Regions from separate parts of the Homo sapiens genome. Here region 2 is linked to region 1. Evidence: chromatin loops called from intact Hi-C (ENCODE). Cell type or tissue: endothelial cell of umbilical vein. All regions are shown on one strand. Links, peaks and the distances in the headings refer to the core of each region. The heading gives the core; the rest is flanking DNA.

Region 1 (10,580 bases), core at 1,043-9,042:
TTCAGCAGGGAGAGAACTTGCAGCTCCAAGCAAGGGCAGTTTAGGGTCCTCCATTCTCTCCTTGGTCTTCAACGCTTGTAGGAAAAGAAGACCCTTGCTGTTACTGTTCTGCACAATCCACAGGCTGTTAGACATTTTTGTATTGAGTAAGTATTATGGATTCATAAGCAGTCTGGATGTGTGTGGGGTGGGGGGTGGTGGGATTCCCTGACATATTCAGAGGCACAGACTGAGGCATCTCAGACCATTACCATACCATGGCGACTTCAGTGGCTGAGGGCGTTTTAGGACTGAAGCCGAAAGCTGCCACACAGCCCTGTGTGACTAGGAGCAGGGAGCTAAGTACTTTGCACAAATTACCCTACTGGATGCCATGTTAGATGGAAATATGTCCAGCTGAAACTCAAGCCAACACATTTTGTCCAAAATTAAAAAAAAAGAAAACTTTGTTTTACATGCTTTGAAGAATAAAAAGAAAAAGAAAATCACTTCCAGATAAAATGTAGTTTTACAACTTTCTTTGCATCCAAATTGAGTCTGTACCTTGACTAAGCTATTTCTTCCAGGCTCTGCCACACAGCACCCAATCCCAGCCTCTGTTTGCTCCCAGTTCTGCTGGCTTCAGTGCCCGTGACTCAGAACTTCATTCTCTCTCCACTCACCTTTTCAGACTGACCGTTCTCCTGCATGATCTGCTTCTTCCCAAGCAGTCTTTCTCCAGTCCCATGTCCCCTCCCCTCACCAAGTCCCACCCCCCTTCTCAGGACACTGCGCCCCCAACCGCATCCTGGCCTCACTCAGCACCCGACACAGATCCTCCGGGAGGAGAAACTAGATACCGTGCTTTATGCTGTAAAATATGCATCTTCAAAAAGCTATACAAAAAGTCACTCATAGCAGAAAACAAATTCTGAATATCTCTATTTCTGCATGTAGAACACAAATACCCAAATGCCTATAAAAGATACTATGCAAAGTGCTAAGATCCCAAAACAAGTAAGATGTTATTGGTTGTCCTTAAAAATAAAAAAGCAGTTTAGTAACAGAAGCACACATAACACCGTGAAGATGGGGGCGATGCAGTCCTTAAATATGCACTTCACGGAGCTCCTACGCAACAATGGAACTGAGTGGGTGGGTGCAGTGCTTTGAAGTAGCCAGGGTGGTGTCTCGTGTCTGTGGTCCCAGCGACTCAGGAGGCTGAGGTGAGAAGATCGCTTGAACCTGGGAATTTGAGGCTGCAGTGAGCTATAATTGTGCCACTGCACTCCGGCCTAGGCAAGACCCTCTCTCTAAAAGAGAGAGAGAGAAGAAATAAAAGAAAGAAAGAAGAAAGAAAGAGAAAGAAGAAAGAAAAGAAAGAAAGAAAAAGAAATAAAAGAAAGAAAGAAAAAGAGAGAGAAAGAAAGAAAGAAGGAAGGAAAGCAAGCAAGCAATGAAAGGTGTCAGGGATGAAGCTGAAAGTAAGCGGGGCCTGGCTCCTTCAGGGCCTTGAAGAACCTCACTAAGGAGATGAGATTTTATCCCAACAGCAATCAGCAGCCATTACAGAGTTTTAAGCAGTTGAACGGCACTATTCACAGCAGCCAAAAAGTGGGAGCAACCTGTGTCCATTGACAGGTGAATGACTAAACAAAATGTACTCTATAAATACGATGGCATATTACTGAGCTTTAAAATCTGACACGCACTACAACATGGATGAAGCTTGAGGACATAATGCTAAGTGAAATAAGCCAGACACGACAGGACAAATACTATATTATTCCAGTTCAATGCAGTATCTAGAGCAGTCAAGCTCATAGAGATAGAAAGCAGAATGGTGGTTGCCAGGGGCTGGAGGGATGAGCAGTTTTTGTTTATTGAGTATAGAGTTCAGTTTTGAAAGATGAAAAGAATCCTGGAGACTGGTTGCACAACAATATGAGTGTACTTAGCAGTATGGGAACTGATATAGTTTGGCTCTGTGTCCCCACCCAAATCTCATGTTGAATTATAATTCCCAATGTTGGGGAAGGGAGCTGCTGGGAGATGATTGGATCATGGGAGCAGATTTCCCCCTTGCTGTTCTTGTGACACTGAGTGAGTTCTCATGAGATCTGATGGTTTAAAAGTGTGTGGCACTTCTCCCTTTGCTCTGTCTCTCTCTCTCTCTCTCTCTCTCTCTCTTTCCTGTCACCATGTGAAGATGTACTTGCTTCCACTTCACCTTCTGCCATGATTGTAAGTTTCCTGAGGCCTCCCTGGCCATGCCTCCTGTACAGCCTATGGAACTGTGAGTCAATTAAACATTTTCTCTTTATAAACTACCCAGTCTCAGATAGTTCTTTATAGCAATGTGAGAACCAACCAATACATGAAATGTATATTTAAGAATGGTTAGGATGGTAAGTTTAAGTCATGTATATAATACTGCAATTAAAAACAACAGCGTAATGACAACAACAACAAAAAGGCACTGTGGCTGTACTATAGCATTGTACAGAGATTAGACTGGAGAGGATAAGACTAGAGGCCAGAGGCCAATTAAAAGCTGCTGAAGTAATGGAAGCAAGAGAGGATAATTGTCTGACCTGGGCAGGTGGCAGTTGATTGATCCTGCCATTTGCAAGTTAAGATAGACAGAAGGAGCAGGGGATGGGGACGATGGTAGATTCTGTGTGTGTGTGTGTGTGTGTGTGTGTGTGTGTGTGTATACTCTGTTATTTTTACCCTCTATCAAACATTATGGGATGCTGAGATACAGAAGAGTGGATATGTCTAAAGAGTTGGCTATAGGACCATGAAAATATAGAAATATAGACTAAGAAAAATAGAAGAGGTCCAAGAAGTGTCTATAGATGCTTCAAATAGAATATAAAATGTAACTTAAAAAGAAACATCAGGAATTAAAAAATATAGTGTTGGGGACTTGTCTCTCAATCCTCATTTTGCAGGGCATCACTGGTTTTATTGTTGTTGTTTGCTTGTTTTTTGAGACAGGGTCTCACTCTGTTGCCAAGGCTAGAGTGCAGTGGTGCGATCTCAGTTCACTGCAACCTCTGCCTCCTTGGTTCAAGTGATCCTCGTGCTTCAGCCTCCAGGGTAGCTGGGATTACAGGCATGCACTGCCATGCCCAGCTAATTTTTGTATTTTCAGTAGAGAAGGGGTTTCACCATGTTGGCCAGGCTGGTCTCGAACTCTTGGCCTCAAGTGATCTGCCTGCCTTGGCCTCCGAAAGTGCTGGGAGTATAGGTGGGAACCACCATGCCCGGCCAGATATCACTCGTTTTAAAGCATCCTTTGTAGTCTCACTCAGAACATCAGTTCCGAAAATCTTTATTATCAATAGACACATGACTTTACAAAAGCTTCTAGTATATAAGGACATCTTGCCCATTCTTAATAACGTGTTGATAACAAAGACACTCATCATTTATATGATGAAGTTACATTCTAGATCCTATTCGTTTTCCATTTCTAATAGCCCCATTTTATTAATTGCAATGATTTTCAACTCCGCTATCAAAAGGAAGTCAACTGTTGCTCTGATTACAATTGGGTGTTTCAAACTATCGTCTTGATTACAAATGAATGAGTTGCATGCTGCAGTTGGAGATACTTCGCATACTTCAAAGAAAGGAGTAGAAATATGTCTGATGGTAAAATATAGAATGATAGAATTTATACATAAAAATCAAGACTATAGTTACCCTATTTTTTTTTTTAAGCTGTACACAATCTTCAGTAGTTTCCTGTCAAGTTAGGAACTTTATATGTTAGAGCCTGAACATATCTGCATATGACATTTAACTATAAAGCATTAGGACTGTTTTTAAATAAATGTAAAGGCATTGATATAAAAAGAGTACTGTTCTCTTTTTAAGTTGTTACCTTAAAAGGCCATAAAATTACTTCTGTGATGTCACAGTTCAAATATTTTTGAATGACTGACATTTTTAAAATTCTAACTCATATTATCCTGGATACCGATGCATACTAGATGAGCACCTTTCCTAGTTAGGACATTTCTGGAGTTGTTACCACCTATAATCTGTGGCTTGGTGGTAGTTGTAAAATTTGATATTTGGCTAGTAGAAAGTAGTCACTGTATATGTTAAAATAGCTATAAAAGATTCTTACCTTCAGCTCCTGAAGGATCTATTGTTCTTTGTGATTTGTTCTTTCATTTTGTACCCTAAAAGATATGAGTGTATAAAATTTGCAGAATTGCCACAAGGTCTTCTTGGCCAAAGTCACCTTTCAGAGTTGCCAAGCAAGCATCATGAGATTGGTAAAGCCAGCTCTACAGCATCTCTTGGTGGCACTAGAACACAATTTCTTAAGGAAAAAGCCAGCATTTCACCCACTGCCTGGTGTGGCAGTCAGAGCCAGGAAGGGCTTTGGTGAATAGGCCAGGACGTGCAGTGGGCCAAATGATGCCTTCTCTTAGGTCAGTGACCCAGCCTCTACAACTTCCTACAACTCCTTCCAGGACTTTCTGACTCACAGCTTGGGAAGAATTAGGAAAGAACACCTGCCAAGCTGAGCAGAACAGCTGCTTCCTGCTTACGTGTTTTTGGTGGAACATCTCATTTCTTCTTCAGGACATGTTTGGATATACACAGGGATAGAAATGCCATAGTGAAAACATCTTTATGACTGTCAAAAAAAAAAAAGCCCTAATATTCACAGAAGATGGGGTCTTGGTTTCTTTATTCCATTTTATTATTTATTAAGACTGTTAACAAAAAATAGGCTTTATTTTTCCTCTGTACTTAAAAACTATAAATTTACTTGGGTCACTAACAGTGCTCTCAGTCTGAGAGAAAATTACATAATAACAACAATAATGAACAAAGCACTTAGCATGTGCCAGGCACTGTTCTAGGTGCTTTTACATATTCAGTCATCACTTTTCACAACAGCTCTATGAGGTAAGTACTGTTATCTCCGTTTTACAGATGAGGAAACTGAAGCACAGAAAAACCAAGGTTCAGTCAGACAGCTAGTATGTGGCAGAGTCAAGATTTAAATCTAAGAAACAGGATCTGGAATCTGTACTCCTAACCATTACGCCACACTGAGATGGTTCCCAAACAGCAGGAAGAAGAAGTGTTCTTTCCCTATAGGTAACAGTTCACTCATTCTTTTGGTGCAGTAATGGACAGTCTGTACCGAACTCTCCAATATAAAACGTGAGGAATTAAAATGTATATAGAGCCTGAAAACTCACTTACTTTTATAATGGTTCCAAGCAAAGAAAATGCTTTATGGGTTCAAACATGTCAAATTTATGAACTCTTCGTTTTTTTGTGGAAACTGGCTGGCAGTCTCTATTTACAATATCTCTCCTCTATTATAAAAAACATTGCAGTGGAGCTATGTGAACATTTTTTCCCCTTTCCCTTAGAGAAAGCAAATTAAGTCAAAGGTGATACATATCCTTGGAGTTGGCTGAAAAAGAAATTGGGAGAAATATGAGAATAGCCTTGTGGAACTTGGTTTCCACAATTCTCAAATTTAACCATGAAATTAAAATTAGATACAGGGGATAGATTTTCCTGGTCATAAGCAAGTCAGGCAGTGAGCTCCAAAGAATTCACATACTCCTCCTTCTAATTCTTTTAAAATTCCAGCTTCTAAAGGACCTGAGAAATATGATCACTACTAAACTCACTCATGTATTAAATAATGATTAGGAAGAGCTAAGAGTTGACACAGAGGAAGGCCAGGAAACATGGTAAATGTGGGTAAGGGCATTAAGAAGTTTGCAGACTACACCATATCTCTAAAGCCTCATGATTTTGCTAAAGTATTGTAACTCAGGAGAGAAAGCAAGACACCCTCATGGGAATTCTTTTGAGTTTTTCATTCTTTTCCCCCTCCACTCAGTTCCATCCAGATGTGGCAGCCTCAGTAGCTAGTAGAAAAAAAATTTGGCCAGGGTCAGTGGCTCAGGCCTGTAATCTCAGCACTTTGGGAGGCCAAGGTGGGCGGATTGCTCAAGCTCACAAGTTTGAGACCAGCCTGGGCCACATGGCAAACCCTGTCTCTACAGAAAATACAAAAATTAGCCGGGCATGGTGGCACATATCTGTAGTCTCAGCTATTTGTAGGCTGAGGTGGGAGGATCACTTGAGCCTGGGAGTTTAAGGCTGCAGTAAGCCATGATTATGCCACTGCACTTCAGCCTGGGTGACAAAGGGAGACCCTGTCTCAAAAGGGGGGAAAAAAGGCCAGGCATGGTGGCTCACACCTGTAATCCCAGCACTATGGGAGGCTGAGGCGGGCGGATCACGAGGTCAGGAGATCAAGACCATCCTGGCTAACACGGTGAAACACCGTCTTTACTAAAAACATAAAAAATTAGCCAGACATTGTGGCACGCGCCCAGAGTCCCAACTTCTCAGGAGGCTGAGTCAGGAGAATCGCTCGAACCTGGGAGACAGAGGTTGCAATGAGCCAAGATCCTGCCACTGCACTCCAGCCTGGGCAACACAGTGAGACTCCATCTCAAAAAAAAAAAAAAAAAAAGGAAAAAGAAAAATTTTAACAATAATTGAGAAAGTAAACTAAATGGTCAAGCCAGAAATGTATAAAAATATGTGTATAATGTAATGTTTATTAAGCTTGCTTGAAAAACAGAATTCTTTTACTTTGAATTTCTCCATTTCAATGCATGGAAGGAATGGTCCACAGTAAAACAAAAGCAGTATTTCCAAGAATGTTAGTTGTCTCTAGCTCCGTATACATTTTCTACCGCCATATGTCTACCGCCATAACCAATGCAGAGTTGTTTAACATGAAGTTTGACCCAAACTGGACTAGGAAGGGGCAAACTGGAGTGAAACAAACTCAAAACAAGCAAACCAATACCAAGAGCCAGAAAAGTGTTCGTCTTGAAATTTATATACCATACTTACATAAAAGAAGTTAAACCAATTGATCATTATGTACATATATTAGTGAATATTAGTATTTTACATTTACATACATGTGCATATGTAATCAAGTAAAAATATAAATGTTAAATAATTTTTATCAGCGAAAAATACACAAAACATGACTGATACTTCAATTTGAGTGCTTGTTCGATATTCAGTGCTTAAAAATGTTTGGAAAAATAATACCAAAATATAACCTGGTGAAAGATATTTAAAAAGTGAAAGAGATAAGAAAATAGTAAGTGTTTGGTGTGATTTTAATAAGTAGGGGAAATGAGCAGAAATAAGATCTATATTTGGGGAGGAATTGCATAGCGTAGACCGGATGAAGAATCGGAAAGGAAGAACGTGGTTTTTCCCAAGGCCAATTTCGCTCAAAATGGAACAGAACCAGGGAATTTTCAGGACAAAGTAAATGAACTGAAGTTTCCATCATGAGTTCATTCTATTAGCAGATGCCCAATTGACTTCCTCCTTGAGTCTTTATTAGGAGGCAGGCCTCAGACATTCACCCTACAGTCAGATACAACTTCAGTTCCTTACTTGGCTTCTGTCAAGACGGTAAGAGTGCAAGGTGTCATATAATGACATTGCACAACTTTGTGGGAATCTATCTTTACTGAAGAATCATCGGACGGTATCAACTAACCATCTTTCCAAGCACAGGCTGGTTTGCAATTCTTGAACCTGGCGTTTCTTTTCTAAAGACTGAGTTCCGGAAAGGGTTGGGGCAACTCCCTGCAGGGCAGAGCTCCCGGCTTTGGTGCGTCCTTCCCAGCGCGCTCCATGGTCTGGGATGGGCGGTGGCGGCCCGGGCCGGCCTGCTACTTGAGGCAGGGACAGCAGAAGCAGCAGAGGGTCCGGCAGGGGTTCTTCTCCTCGTACTGCACGGCCTTCCGCACCTGCGCCTTGGCCTGGCCGGTGTAGTCGACCGTCTTTTGTACGTTGAGCTCGATGACGTTCAGGGTGTCGGCCTGCTTCTCCACCAGCACCGCCATCTGCAAGAAGAGCTCGTGTACGTCGCGGATGCGGCTCTCCAGGCGCAGCAGTTCGCGGTGGCGGCTCTCGATCTCGTTGAGGGCGGCCCGCGCGCCCTTCACGTCGGCCAGCAAGTTCTCGGAAAACACGTCCCACTTACCCTGCTCGAACATGTCCTCGATCTGGTCGCCCGAGACTTCCTTGCCCATGATCTCCAGCTGGCGCTGGATGCGGATCTTGCAGTTGTCGCGCTGCTTCATCTCGGCCTGGTTGTAGTCGTGCATGGCGCGCTGGAAGGTGAGGGTGAGCGCGTTGTACTGCGCCCGCGAAATGCGCGCCACTGCCGAGTGCGGGCCGTGCTGGGCCTCAGCCGCCTCGCTCAGCTCCTTCATGGCGCGCAGCTTGCAGTGGATGACCTCGCCCCGGGCCTTGATGGCCTTGGCGATGGAGTTGGTGTCGCGCTTGATGCTGCTGAGGCGCCGCATGGACGTGAGGAAGCGGGCGTTCTGCTTTCCCAGCCGCTTCACGTCGGCCACCAGCAGCTGGTTTTCATCCTGAATGTCCCGGATGTCTCGGTACAGGGACTCCAGGATGTGGTCCGTCTCGAACACGATGTCCTCGTGGGGCGAGTCAAACTCATCGTCCCCGTCTGGGAACTGCTGGTCATATTGCTTGGACAAGTCCAGAAGTTCTGCTAGCCGGTCTTTCATTTTGCCTGCAAGTAGAGATAATGAAGTTAAATTTCTCTATTGAGAGTCAAATATTTGCCTTCAAGGGATTGAAACTTAAACATTTTACTCAGCAGTCCCAATTTTGTATTCCTCGGTGTGGGCAATAAGTGCACTAAAGGAGCTAAATGTTCTGACATTTTGCTTACAAGGAAAGAAATAAGATGACTGAACAACATGAAACAGTTGTGTTTTAAGGCCTATAGGCACCTGCAGTTCAATATCATAGCCGCGCAGAACTCAATGAGCAATTTAAAATTTTATTTATTTATTTATTTATTTATATATATTTTATTATACTTTAAGTTCTAGGGTACATGTGCACAACGTGCAGGTTTGTTACATATGTATACCTGTGCCATGTTGGTGTGCTGCACCCATTAACTCATCATTTACATTAGGTATATCTCCTAATGCTATCCCTCCCCCCTCCCCCCACCCCACAACAGGCCCTGGTGTGTGAAAATTTTAGATTGCATTGGGAAACCATCTCTTTTCATTGCTTTATGTTTTCCAATCATTGCAAATTAAAACAGACACAGAAAAAAAAAAAAAGAAAAAAGAAGAAGAAAGACTTGCAAACTTAAGTATTTTTAATTGAGGATAATCTACAAGGCTTTGGGGCCAACATCTAAATGTTGCCTATTTTGTGTCTATTTCGGCACTGGGAAGCATCCCCTCCTGTACACACTAACAACTCTTAAAACAGTTACCATGCAAATCATGATTTAAATTTTTTTCTCTTGAAGATGTTGTAAAAGTAAAACATGCTTGAAGTAAAATGACAACAAAATACAGAAATCTAAGTGTAAAATTTAGAAGTTGAGGTTTCCTTACTCCTCTTCTCAATATCATTCCCTAATGATAAGCATCGTAAATAACACTGCTTTTTAAAATGCTTTTATGTGGAAAATTCCAATCATACGTGGCCTAGTAGCAATACTACAACACACTCCCATTCATTCATCATGTAGCAGCAATGTTTGCCCACTTTTAATAGCTTTTTGAAACAAGTTGGCAGCTCAAGCAGAATGTTCATGTTTTTACAAGGATGGTTCTGGTAATTCCTCTGCTTAGTAAGGCAAAGTAATAGTCTCTATGTTCATATTGCTTTTCAGTGAAGTGAAAAACTTTCATTTTTAGTAGCATGTATATATGCTAATATAGGGAATATCTTGTGTTTATACACAAGACTTCATGATGAGAAAGATTCTTTTTCTACTACACAATTTGCAGCAAAGAGGGGAAAAGTAGTAACACTTAATGGTTACGCAATCTATCAGGGTTCTTGGTCTCAAATTAAAAGCTTCTTTCAAGTTGAAGTAATTAATTTTATATCACCACTAATGGAATGCTGACAAGTTGGATTTGGTGGTAAATGGAAAATGGTGAAATATTAACCACGGCCTTTCATCTACCATGATCATTATTTACATAAATTAAGCAGAAGTTTTATTCTATGATGGTGATTTTTAATGTAACAATGTAAGCTGCTTAAAGTGCCATTTCTGATATCTGGTGGCTATAATCAATACCAGACCTTCTCACGGATGGGGAAGGTGATTCTCCTAGCAGTATGGTTGACAGGCAGAAAAAAGATCCACCCTGGACCAAAACTATGCCTTCACCTGGTCTGAATTTCTTGATATTCAACTGTTTCCTCACTTTGAACAAAATTGAAAGACAAACCACCAACTGGGGAGAAATTATAATATATGACAGACAAGAGGTTAAGATACTTAATATATATATTTCTAAGCTACCAAAAAATCTACTTACCCAAAGACAGTGAAGCAATTCAGAGAAGATGTAAATGACAGAGAACATAAACGTATGTTATATATGCCTGATATTTTCTAGGCATCTTTCATGTGATACCCTCTTTAGTCTTCATACAGATTCTATGAGTAGGTACTGCCATTATCAGAGTTGGTGTGAGCATAGGGA
Region 2 (10,580 bases), core at 832-8,831, 60 kb after region 1:
ATAGTTTCAGTCCTAAAATATTCACTATGGGTTACCATACCCATAATTTTGTCTTTTCCAGAATATCATATAGTCAGAATCATATAGTGCATAGCTTTTCAAACGGACATCCTTCACTTAACAATATGTATTTAAGGTTCCCCCATTTTTTTGTGGTTTGATAGCTGAATTATTTTTTTCATGGAATAATATTCCATTGTATGGCTGTTCCACAGTTTGTTTATCCATTCACCTACTGAAGGACATCTTGGTTGCTTCCAAGTTTTAGCAATTATGAGTAAATTTGCCAAAAAATCTGTGTGCAGGTTTTTGTGTGGACATAAGTTTTCAACTCATTTGGGTAAACACCAAGGATCATATAGTAAGAGTATGTTTCATTTTGTAAGAAACTGCCAAACCATCGTCCAAAATGGCTGTGTCATCTTTCATTTCCATCAGCAATGAGTGAGAGTTCCTGTTGTTCCACATCCTTGCCAGCATTTGGTGTCATCAGTACTTTGGATTTTAGCCATTCTTATAGGCGTGTAGTGGTTTCTCATTGTTATTGTAATTCTTTTAATTTTAATAGATAATGTTAACATATTATTTGATATTTTGAGTCTTTTACATTTATTAGAATTTGTATTTTTTCAAAAGTAAATTCAAAGTGAGTTTTGAATATCATTATTGTTTATTTTTTAATTATTTAGATTGTTATGTCAACAGAATAAAACTATGTGAAATCTTACTATAACGATATAATATTTTGTTGAATGAATGTGAGAAAAACAAGTTATGAGGAATAAATGGGCCATAATGTATGAATTGTATATATTTTTTCTTATTCATCAAACATTGTTGGTCCATCAACACTCAACATATGCTCAGTAATAATTAAATTTAGTCACTTAAAAATATTTTCCCATTTGTAGTCACATATTTCTCAGTTTCATCATTGTGAGGTTATATTTGCCACCGTAGGATGAAGAACATATTTAACAGTTTCTTAGCTTGATTTATAATGTGAAAGTATTCATACATGTGGAATGTTGGCCTCTTTTTGGACTCCTGCCTTGGGATAGTCCTTTTGATAGAGGCAGGTCACAGTTTTTGGGAGTCATGAGAGGTTATGGATATTCTCAGTAGAAACTTGCACATACACAGATACAGACAAAGTTCTATGTACACCTCAGGGATTCACAGACTCCCTAACACTCATCGATGGACCCAAGGGATCCATTCACTGTAGATCGGCAGCCCCTGCTGTACAATTCTCTACGTGTTAGTGCCATTTTAATTTTCCTAATGCACAATCCTGAGATTGTCATCCTCCCATCTCTTCCTTCAAACTCCTCCAGGGGCTCCCATTTTTTTATCCAATATTTTCTTCATCCTACCATTTGAAGTATTCGGCAATCTCAACTCAACTGACCTGAACAGACTTATCTCCCTGTATCCCTTCATGTAGCCCAAGACTAAGCCATGACTAATTGGGACACTTACTGTTACCTGGATATATCTCCTGGCTTTCCAGTTTCTCTGACTTTGTTTATATAATTTTCTTCTTGAAATTTCCTTTTCTTCATCTGTGCTGACTAAAATTCTACCATTATTCACAGCTCTTTGTTGTAACCTTTTCTTCCTACCCCCACCCACCCTAAAACAATCTTTTATTTTCCTGACCTCTCAGAACATGTGTTTTTATATCCGTTTTTTCCTTTCGTTTCCTTTCCTTCCTTTGTTCCTTCCTCCCTCCATTCATTACTATCGAGCTATTCAATAAACTTTGCTGAGTGTGCACAGTACTGGGCAGTCTACTGGGACAAACTGTTACTACTCTGCAAGAGGTTCACAGATTAATGGGAGCACTTTCACGCAGGACCTGAAGAAGACCTTGGCTGGAGGGTGGTAAAATGCAGGGGTTGGGTTAGACTGCCTAGGCCCTGAGCCTGGCTCTGCCAATGCTAGCTGGGTGACCTGGGCCAAGTTACTTTACTTGCCTCTGTCTGTTTATTTATAAAATCAAGATAAGGGCACCTGCCTCACAGGGTCCATATGACGGTTAAGTGAGCTTACTGTGGAGAGATTTGAGAAGAGCACTTGTCAGGTAGTAAGAACCCAATAAATATTATTGTTATTATCAGTGTGAATGGAGGGAAAGTGGCAAGTTAGAGTAGATGTCCTTGCAAATATATGTTGGAGAAAACCTCACACTCTACTCTGCACGCTCCAGTGCTGGTTGAGGAAGATGAAACAGACAAACACAGACTTCGAGCAGGTCTCCTCTTCTGAGTTGATTTGGGAGTTTGTTACGCGTGTTTCAGGTGCATTTGTAATTTCTGTCCCTATAGCCAATTTATCTCTTGACCTGAAGAGTGGCTTTTAGAGGTCACCACTCCCTCATGAGTTTTTTGTTGTTGTTTTGATTTTTTTTTTTTTTACCACTGTGGAGCCAGTAAGTTTGCAAAAAGTTTTTAAAAATAAAAATGGCTGCTCACACATCTCCCCTAGCAAGCCAGGGCATTCATAGGAGTGAAGTCAGAAGATGGATTTTTAGGGCAGCTAGGTCATGGAAACTATGTATAGGTTACCCAGTCAGTAGGCAGGTAAATGGCCTTTTTAAGATATAATAAAGTATTTTATTGAAGTAGGGAGGAGTTGGAAGCAGGTAAACTGCTTTCGATTCATGGGTCATACTTTTCTAAACTGGAGAGAGTGGGCAAGTCATTCAAACTTTCTGGGCCTCAGTTTCATTATCTGCATTATGGAAATAATTCCTCTGTTCAGGATTAAATGGGAATGTACATGAAAGTGCTTGGAAGTGGAGAGAAAGAAGAAAGGAAGGAAGAGAGAGAGGGGAGGGGAGGGAAAGAAGGAAAGAAGAAAAGAAGGGAGAGAGGGGAGGGGAGGGAAAGAAGGAAAGAAGAAAGGAAGGGAGAGAGGGGAGGGGAGGGAAAGAAGGAAAGAAGAAAGGAAGGGAGAGAGGGGAGGGGAGGGAAAGAAGGAAAGAAGAAAGGAAGGGAGAGAGGGGAGGGGAGGGAAAGAAGGAAAGAAGAAAGGAAGGGAGAGAGGGGAGGGGAGGGAAAGAAGGAAAGAAGAAAGGAAGGGAGAGAGGGGAGGGGAGGGAAAGAAGGAAAGAAGAAAGGAAGGGAGAGAGGGGAGGGGAGGGAAAGAAGGAAGGAAGGAAGGAAAGAAGGGAGGGAGGGAGGAAGGAAGGAAGGAAGGAAAGAAGGAAGGAAGGAGGAAAGGGAGGGTGAAGCTCAAATATATTCCAAAGAAATAGCCGGAGATCTATGCTGTACATTTTAACTTTATTATTATTATTATTATTATTATTATTATTATTTTTTGAGAGACAGGTATCGCTCTGTCACCCAGGCGGGAGTGCAGTGGCGCAATCTCAGCTCACTGCAATCTCTGCCTCCCAAGCTCAAGTGATCGTCCCACCCCAGTCTCCTGAGTAGCTGGGACTACAGGTGCATGCCACCATACATGGATAATTTTTGTATTTTTGTATTTTTTATTTTTTGTAGAGATGGGGTTTTACCATGTTGCCCAGGCTGGTCTCGAACTCCTGAGCTCAAGTGATCCGCCCACCTCGGCCTCCCAAAGTGCTGGGATTACAGGTGTGAGCCACCATGTCCAGCCTTTTAAACTTATTATTAAGAGCAAGAGTGTACTTGGAGAGTGTTTTTTTATAGTATTGACTTCATGAGTTTTAACCACCAACTTTTTGAACTAAGTGCAGTTAGTGCTTTGACTATATTGAGCTGACAGCTTTCTTACGTTATTACATGAATGTCATATTAGTCCATTGTACACTTTCACCTTTAGAATAGTTGAACTGTATTTTCAGTGCCTAACTGTGAGTTACTGTGACCCAGAACACTTAGAGAAGTTGACTAACATTCAGAAAATTTATGAGTAATAGTGAGTAATTTATGAATGAGAACATGGCAGATTTCCATACATCACTTTTATTGAAAGTTGAGTCACTCTTTGTTATGAAAATAATTTATAGGGCAATGTTCCATTTGAGAAAAAAATGAAAAGTAATGGTATTTGTCAAAATGATGAATATGGTTTAACTTCAATGAGAAAGAGCAAATTTCACAGAAAATATAAACCCTACATCAGTTTATTTATTGTCATAACTATTTCAGGTTCTTCTGGTAAAACAGCAAGAGGTTTGGCTGAATTAGGTATCACTCGCACCAGCTATTTTCTGTCTTTCTAGATCCATTTTCGGCCATTCTCTCTGCTGCTTGGAGCCTCGGGAGGCTTTTGCAGGAGATCAGAAGGCACAATGAGGCTGGGTCAGGGTATTTCTCTACTCTTTCCAGGTGACACCAAGGTTCTGGCACCAGCAGGGTCCCTGCACACCACAGCTCCTTTTCGCTCCAGGCTGCACAGGACTCTGGGAGGGAAAGACTTCCTACTGTTGCTTCTTCCGATGCCCCAATTTTCCTTCTTGCTTTGCTTCACTCTGCCTTCATCTGTGTACATTTAACAGATTTTTATCAAAATTCCACCTGGGGAAGACTTGTTTTCTACTGAGATCTAGCCAGATAATATTTTCCAGTAAGTACAGTTGCTGAAACTCTTCTGGGGCATGGTTACCACAATAAACCAGATCTAAAGCAACCAGATATGCATGCTGCTTTTTACAGATGGTTTTCAGCCTGCCTTCCTTCCTTCTTTTTTCTTTTCTTTTCTTCTTTCTTTCTCTCTCTCTCTCTTTCTCTCTCTTTCTCTTTCTCTCTTTCTCTCTCCTTCCTTCCTTCCTTCCTCCTTCCTTCCTCCTTTCTTTCTTTCTTTCTCTTTCTTTCCTTTTCTTTCTTTCTTTCTTTCTTTCTTTCTTTCTTTCTTTCTCTTTCTTTCTTTCTCTTTCTTTCTCTCTTTCTTTCTCTCTTTCTTTCTTTCTTTCTTTCTTTCTTTCTTTCTTTCTTTCTTTCTTTCTTTCTTTCTTTCTTTCTTTCTTTCTTTCTTTCGACAGGATCTTGCTCTGTCACCAAGGCTGGAATGCAGTGGTGCAATCATGGCTCACTGCAACCTCAACCTTCTGTCCTCAAGCAATCCTCCTGTCTCAGCTTCCGAGTACCTGGGACTATAGGTGCATGTTATCACACCCAGATATATATATTTTTTTAATTTTTGTGTAAAGACAAGATCTCACTATGTTGCCCAGGCTGGATTTGAAATCCTGGCCTTAAGTGATCATCCCACCTTGGCCTCCCAAAGTTCTGGGATTAGAGGAATGAGCCATCATGCCTGGCCATTTCCAGACATCTTTATCACCATGTCCACTTTATTAAAATTTTGCTAAAATAAACTGAAATATTACATGTGAGTGTAGAGCTCAATTACATTTCTACAAATTCTCCTCAGTGTGCATTTTTGATTAGGAAGGGTCACAGGGGAGATTCTTATGTGAGATCAGGAGGAAATGAAGCAGCAGACATTTTTGTAGCTCATACACATTGTCATTTATCATCTGGATCTCTTGTTGGTGGGAGACAGCAGCCAGGCCTTCAACTGCTCCACCTTCCCCAAGGTCCTCCTTCGCCTTTTCTGACTGCTGGCCCAGGCGTGTGTTTAGCTTCTTCATGAAGAATCTCAGATTCTGCAGGACACCCACACCACCAAGACCTGAGGCAACGGGAGCTGACATGGTTCCAGTTTGCTCTGTGAGCTCTAGCTTATTCTTGCTCTCCTTATCCTCCTTGGCAGCCATCTTTCTTCCCTGCATCAGCCACAGCCATCCCCACAGCGCTAGCATCGGCCTTAAGGACAGACATCAACCTTATAGAGTGTGCTTAACCAGCTCTGACTGTGGAAGGCCAACTCCCTGTGCATATAGGAAACGAAATATTCATTGTTCCTTTTGTAACTTCCTTTTCACACTTTAAAGATGCTATTCCAATGTATTCTGGCTTTAATATGATAATCTCATCCTTATATGTATTCAGCTCCTTTTTTTGACTTTTATTTTAGGTTTGGGGTACATGTGAAGGTTTGTTACATACATAAACACATGTCATGGGGGTTTGTTGTACAGATTATTTCATCACCCAGGTATTAAGCCCAGTACTCGATACTTATCTTTTCTGCTCTTCTCCGTCCTTCCACCCTCCTCCTTCAAGTAGACTCCAGTGCCTGTCATTTCATTCTCTGTGTTCACAAGTTCTTACCATTTTAGCTTTTTCTTTTCTTAGTTCCTTTAAGATTTTTCTCTATATCACTAACTTTCAGTGGATTATGATTATGATTTTGCTTTTGTGTTCTTGTATTTGAGACAGAGCTAGGCAAAGAGTTCTTAGACATGTCATCTAAAGCATGATCCATAAAAGAGAAAAATTAATAAATTAGCAAAATCTAAAACTTTTATACTGTGAAAGACCCTGTAAAGAGAAATGAAGAGACAAACTACAGTCTGAGAAAAAATATTTGTAAGCCTTATGTCTGATAAAGATCTTATATCTGGAATATAGAAAGAACTCTCAAAACTCAATAGTAAACAATCCAATTACAAAACAGGCAAAAGATATGAACAAATATTGCACCAAAAAGGAAATAATGATGGCATATAAGCACATGAAAAGATGTTCAACACTATTAGTCATTAAGGAAATACAAATTAAAACCACAATCAGGTATCACTACACACCTATTAGAACAACTAAAATTAAAAATAGTATTAACAGAAAAGGTCACACATTATAATTCCATTTACATGAAATGTCCAGAATAGGGAAATCTATAGAGACAGAAAGTCTACTGGTGGTTGCTAGGGGATGAGAGGAGGGACAGGGAATGGGGGATGACTGCCCGTGGATATGTTTTTGTGTGTGTGGGGGGGATGATTACAATATTCTGGAATTAGACAGTGGTCATACATGCACAGCTTTGTGCATATACTAAAAACAGCTGAATTACACATTTTAAAAGGGTCAGTTTTGTGGTGTGTGAATTTTATCACAAAAGGGTCAATTTTATGATGTGTGAATTTTATCACAATTTTTTAAAGTAGTGATAATGTGGCCAGGTGCCGTGGCTCACGCCTGTAATCCCAGCACTTTGGGGGGCTAGGCAGGTGGATCACGAGGTCAGGAGATCGAGACCATCCTGGCTAACACGGTGAAACCCCGTCTCTACTAAAAATACAAAATAATTAGCTGGGCGTGGTGGCACGTGCCTGTAGTCCCAGCTACTTGGGAGGCTGAGGCAGGAGAACCACTTGAACCCAGGAGGCAGAGGTTGCAGTAAGCCAAGATCGCGCCACTGACTCCAGCCTGGGTGACAGAACAAGACACCACATTAAAAAAAAAAAAAGTAATGATAATATTAAATGCTGCTAAGAATACAGAGAAACAGTGTCTCTCATACATTGCTGGTATAGCTACTCTGGAAAATAATTTGGCAATTTCTTATGAAACAAAGCATGCACTTACCATATAACCTGGCAGTTGCAATCTTAGGAATTTATCCCAGAGAAATGAAAACTTACACAAAAATCTGTACACCAATGTTCATAGCCATTTTATTTATAAATAGCAAAATATTGCAAACAACCCAAATGTCCTTGAATGAGTGAATGGTTGAATGAACTGCCAAATCCATACAACAGAAAGCTACTTACTAATGCAAAAAACATGAACTATTTTTTTTTTTTTTTTTTGAGACAGGGTCTTGCTCCATCACCCAGGCTGGAGTGCAGTGGCACAAGCTCAGCTCACTGCAACCTTTGACTCCTGGGTTCAAGTGATTCATCTGCCTCAGCCTCACAAGTAGCTGGGACCACAGGTGCAAGCCACCACACCCGGCTAATTTCTTGTATTTTTAGTAGAGATGGGGTTTCCTCTACTTGCCTAGGCTGGTCTTGAACTCCTGGCCTCAAGTGATCTGCCCACCTCAGCTTCCCAAAATGCTGGGATTACAGGCATGAGCCACCACGCCTAGCCAAAAAACATGCACTATTGGTACATGCAACAGCCTAGATGGACTTGAAGGGCAACATGCTCAGTGGAAAATGTCACTCTCAAAAAATTATGTACAGTAATGATTCTATTTATAAAGCATTCTCGAAATGACAAAAGGATAGAAATGGAGACAGGTTAGTTGTTGCCAGTACACAGAAAAGTGGGTGAACAGGTGGAAGAACGTGAGGGCCAGGTGCAAATATGAAGAAATAGGTAATGGAATCGTTCTGTTTCTCGATTGTGGTGGTGGTTACACGAATCTATATATTGGAATAAAATTGCATAGAACTATTCACACATCCATAATAGTGAATGAATGTTTTTTAAATGGTGAAAAATTGAATAGCTGTAGCTTATTTAACAGTAATTTGCCAATATCAATTTCCTAGTTTTGATATTGTAGTTATATAAGATGTCACCATTGCGAGGAAGGGAACACAGGACTCTGAGCTATTTGTGCAACTTCGTGTGAGTCTGTAATTATTCCAAAATAAATAGTTAGGGTCAGACATGGTGACTCATGCATGTAATCTCAGCACTTTGGGAGGCCAAGGTGGGAGGACTGCTTGAGGCCGGGAGTTCAAGACCAGTTTGGGCAGCATAGTAAGACCTTGTTTCTTAAAAAAAAAAAAAAATTATTAAAAATTATCCTAGCATGATGGCCCACACCAGTAGTCCTAGCTACTTGGGAGGCTGTGGCAGGGAGCTGGGAGGATTGCTTGAGCCCAGGAGCTCAAGGTTACAGTGAGCTATAATTTGCACTACTGCACTCCAGCCTCGGTGACACGGTGAGAGCTTGTCTTAAAAAAAACAAAAAAAAAAAGAGTATTAAAAACTCCACACAATTACAAGGTTATATTCCCAGGAATAATTTGAGTTTATAAAATCCCTATAGATACACACATATGCGAAATTAGTTTAAAATAAATGATTAATATAGTATTTCAAACCAGAGAGGGAAATAAGTACTATTATTTTTTCAGTAAATGGTATTAGAACAACTGGCTAATCTATGGAAAAATAAAATAAAACTGTGTTTTTTTCATTTTCTTCACCAAAATAAACTGTAGAATGCAAAGTTCAGAATTGGTATTCAGTAAGTATCTGTTAAGTTGGATCAGTGATTTAAATATATAAAAGACATAGAGTTTATTTGTTGTTGTTGAGAGTTGTGGCTAATACAGAAATCTGAAGACAACAGGTGTTAATGACCCCCTTTTGGAAGCCTCTAGCTCTAGGGGCAGCCACCTTTCCAATGGCCACTCGAGAGGCGCCAAGGCAGAAACAACACTATCAACAACAACATATCCCCTTGCCTATGTAGGATGACCAGGAGAGAGTGCTGCTTTTGAGGGAAGTCCAGCGTTCTTGGAGAGAAGCTACTCACCTCATAGAGATGTTTAGAGGCTTCAATAAGACAGTGCATATAAAGGGCGTAACAATCTGCCCAGTGCACAGTAAGTGCTCCATGATGTTTAGTTCTTGGAGTGCTTTGTCTGCCCAGGGAGTTTAACCAGGAAAGACACCATCGGATTTATATATGTGTTTGAGAGAGCATTAATAGCATGAACAAAGAAATGAGTGGACAAACTTTTGTAGGAAAACAAAACTCTGTGAGAATGCCGAAGATCATTTCAGGACTAGGTAGGTCTTGAAGGTGAGATCTTTCTAATCAGAAGGAATAGTAAGAGCAAAAACATGGGAGTTGTGAAAGGGCTGTGGGCATCTTCAGGGAATGATAGCCCCTTCCTGCTGCCTTATTTCAGTCCAGGTCCCCTCTCAAACCAGGTGGCTGCCGTGGTCTCCTAAGGTGTGTTGTTGCTTGAAGCATTGCGTGTCTGCAGTTCTTTCAAGACATGGCGGGCATAGAATCTCTTGCAATAGATGATATTCATCATTTCATTCCCCCGCATAAAACTTTTTGTGGCTCTTCACAGCTTATGGAAGGATAATGTAAAAATTAGGATTAGGATTAGCTACAAATGACAGAAAGACACCATAAAAATGGCTTAAGCAAGACAGAAGTTTATTTCTCTCAGATAAAGTTCCAAAGGGAATCAGTCCAGGTCCCATATGGCAAACCATGGTGTCAGGGAGTCAGGGTCCTTCTAGGTTGTGCTTGGCTTCCATCTTGAACTCACCTCACCACCCAAATGGCTGCTCCAGTTGTAGCCACCATGGCCAGCCTCCAACCATCAGAAAGGAGAAAAGATAAAGAAAAGTGAATCCCTTCCGTTAGGGTCATTCTGCAGAAGTTGCAGAGACTGCTTCCATTTATGTCTGCTAGCCAGACCTTAGACACATGACCCCATCTAACTGCCAAGGAGGCAGGGATTAATCTTTATGCCGAATGGAGATGCACCCAGTGAAAGGTGAGGGGGGTTATAAGTAAAGCAAGAAGGAACAAACAGACATTGGGAGACAACACAATATCTCCACCACAGGTGCCCATTTCTTCAAGGTCCTTTGAAATGTGACCTCCTCTCCCACCTAGACTATTTCTACAGCCACCGAACTAGTCTAACTGCCTCTACTTTCTAATTCTCCTTAGTCACTATCATAGCCATCAATTCAAAATACATACTGAATTGAATTACTCTCCTGTCCCACACTCTTCATTGG

Evidence for each region. Peaks named below come from ENCODE experiments on the same cell type or tissue, not always from the same donor. Only the 100,000 strongest peaks of a DNase experiment are listed, where the experiment ranks them.
Region 2: a loop joins it to region 1, with 5 times the contacts of the local background. A loop is called at or near these places in 4 of 110 quality-filtered maps.

Annotation. Positions count from the first base shown.
Region 1 is chr6:144,184,663-144,195,242 of GRCh38, reverse strand. It overlaps STX11 (syntaxin 11), which reads right to left. Exons shown (of 2, transcript NM_003764.4): 2 at 3,304-8,620. The coding sequence starts at 8,615. The coding sequence ends at 7,752. Among named protein-coding and RNA genes, the nearest start is that of TRL-TAA1-1, 27 kb to the left of the region's middle. RefSeq lists an enhancer at 8,270-8,770. In endothelial cell of umbilical vein, for the core only: no CTCF peak of the experiment used is centred there; a DNase peak (open chromatin) is centred at 4,472.
Region 2 is chr6:144,124,810-144,135,389 of GRCh38, reverse strand. LOC105378036 (a long non-coding RNA gene) reads right to left here. Exons shown (of 4, transcript XR_943089.3): 4 at 9,964-10,580. Among named protein-coding and RNA genes, the nearest start is that of STX11, 20 kb to the left of the region's middle. In endothelial cell of umbilical vein, for the core only: no CTCF peak of the experiment used is centred there; a DNase peak (open chromatin) is centred at 3,909; H3K27ac peaks cover 922 bases.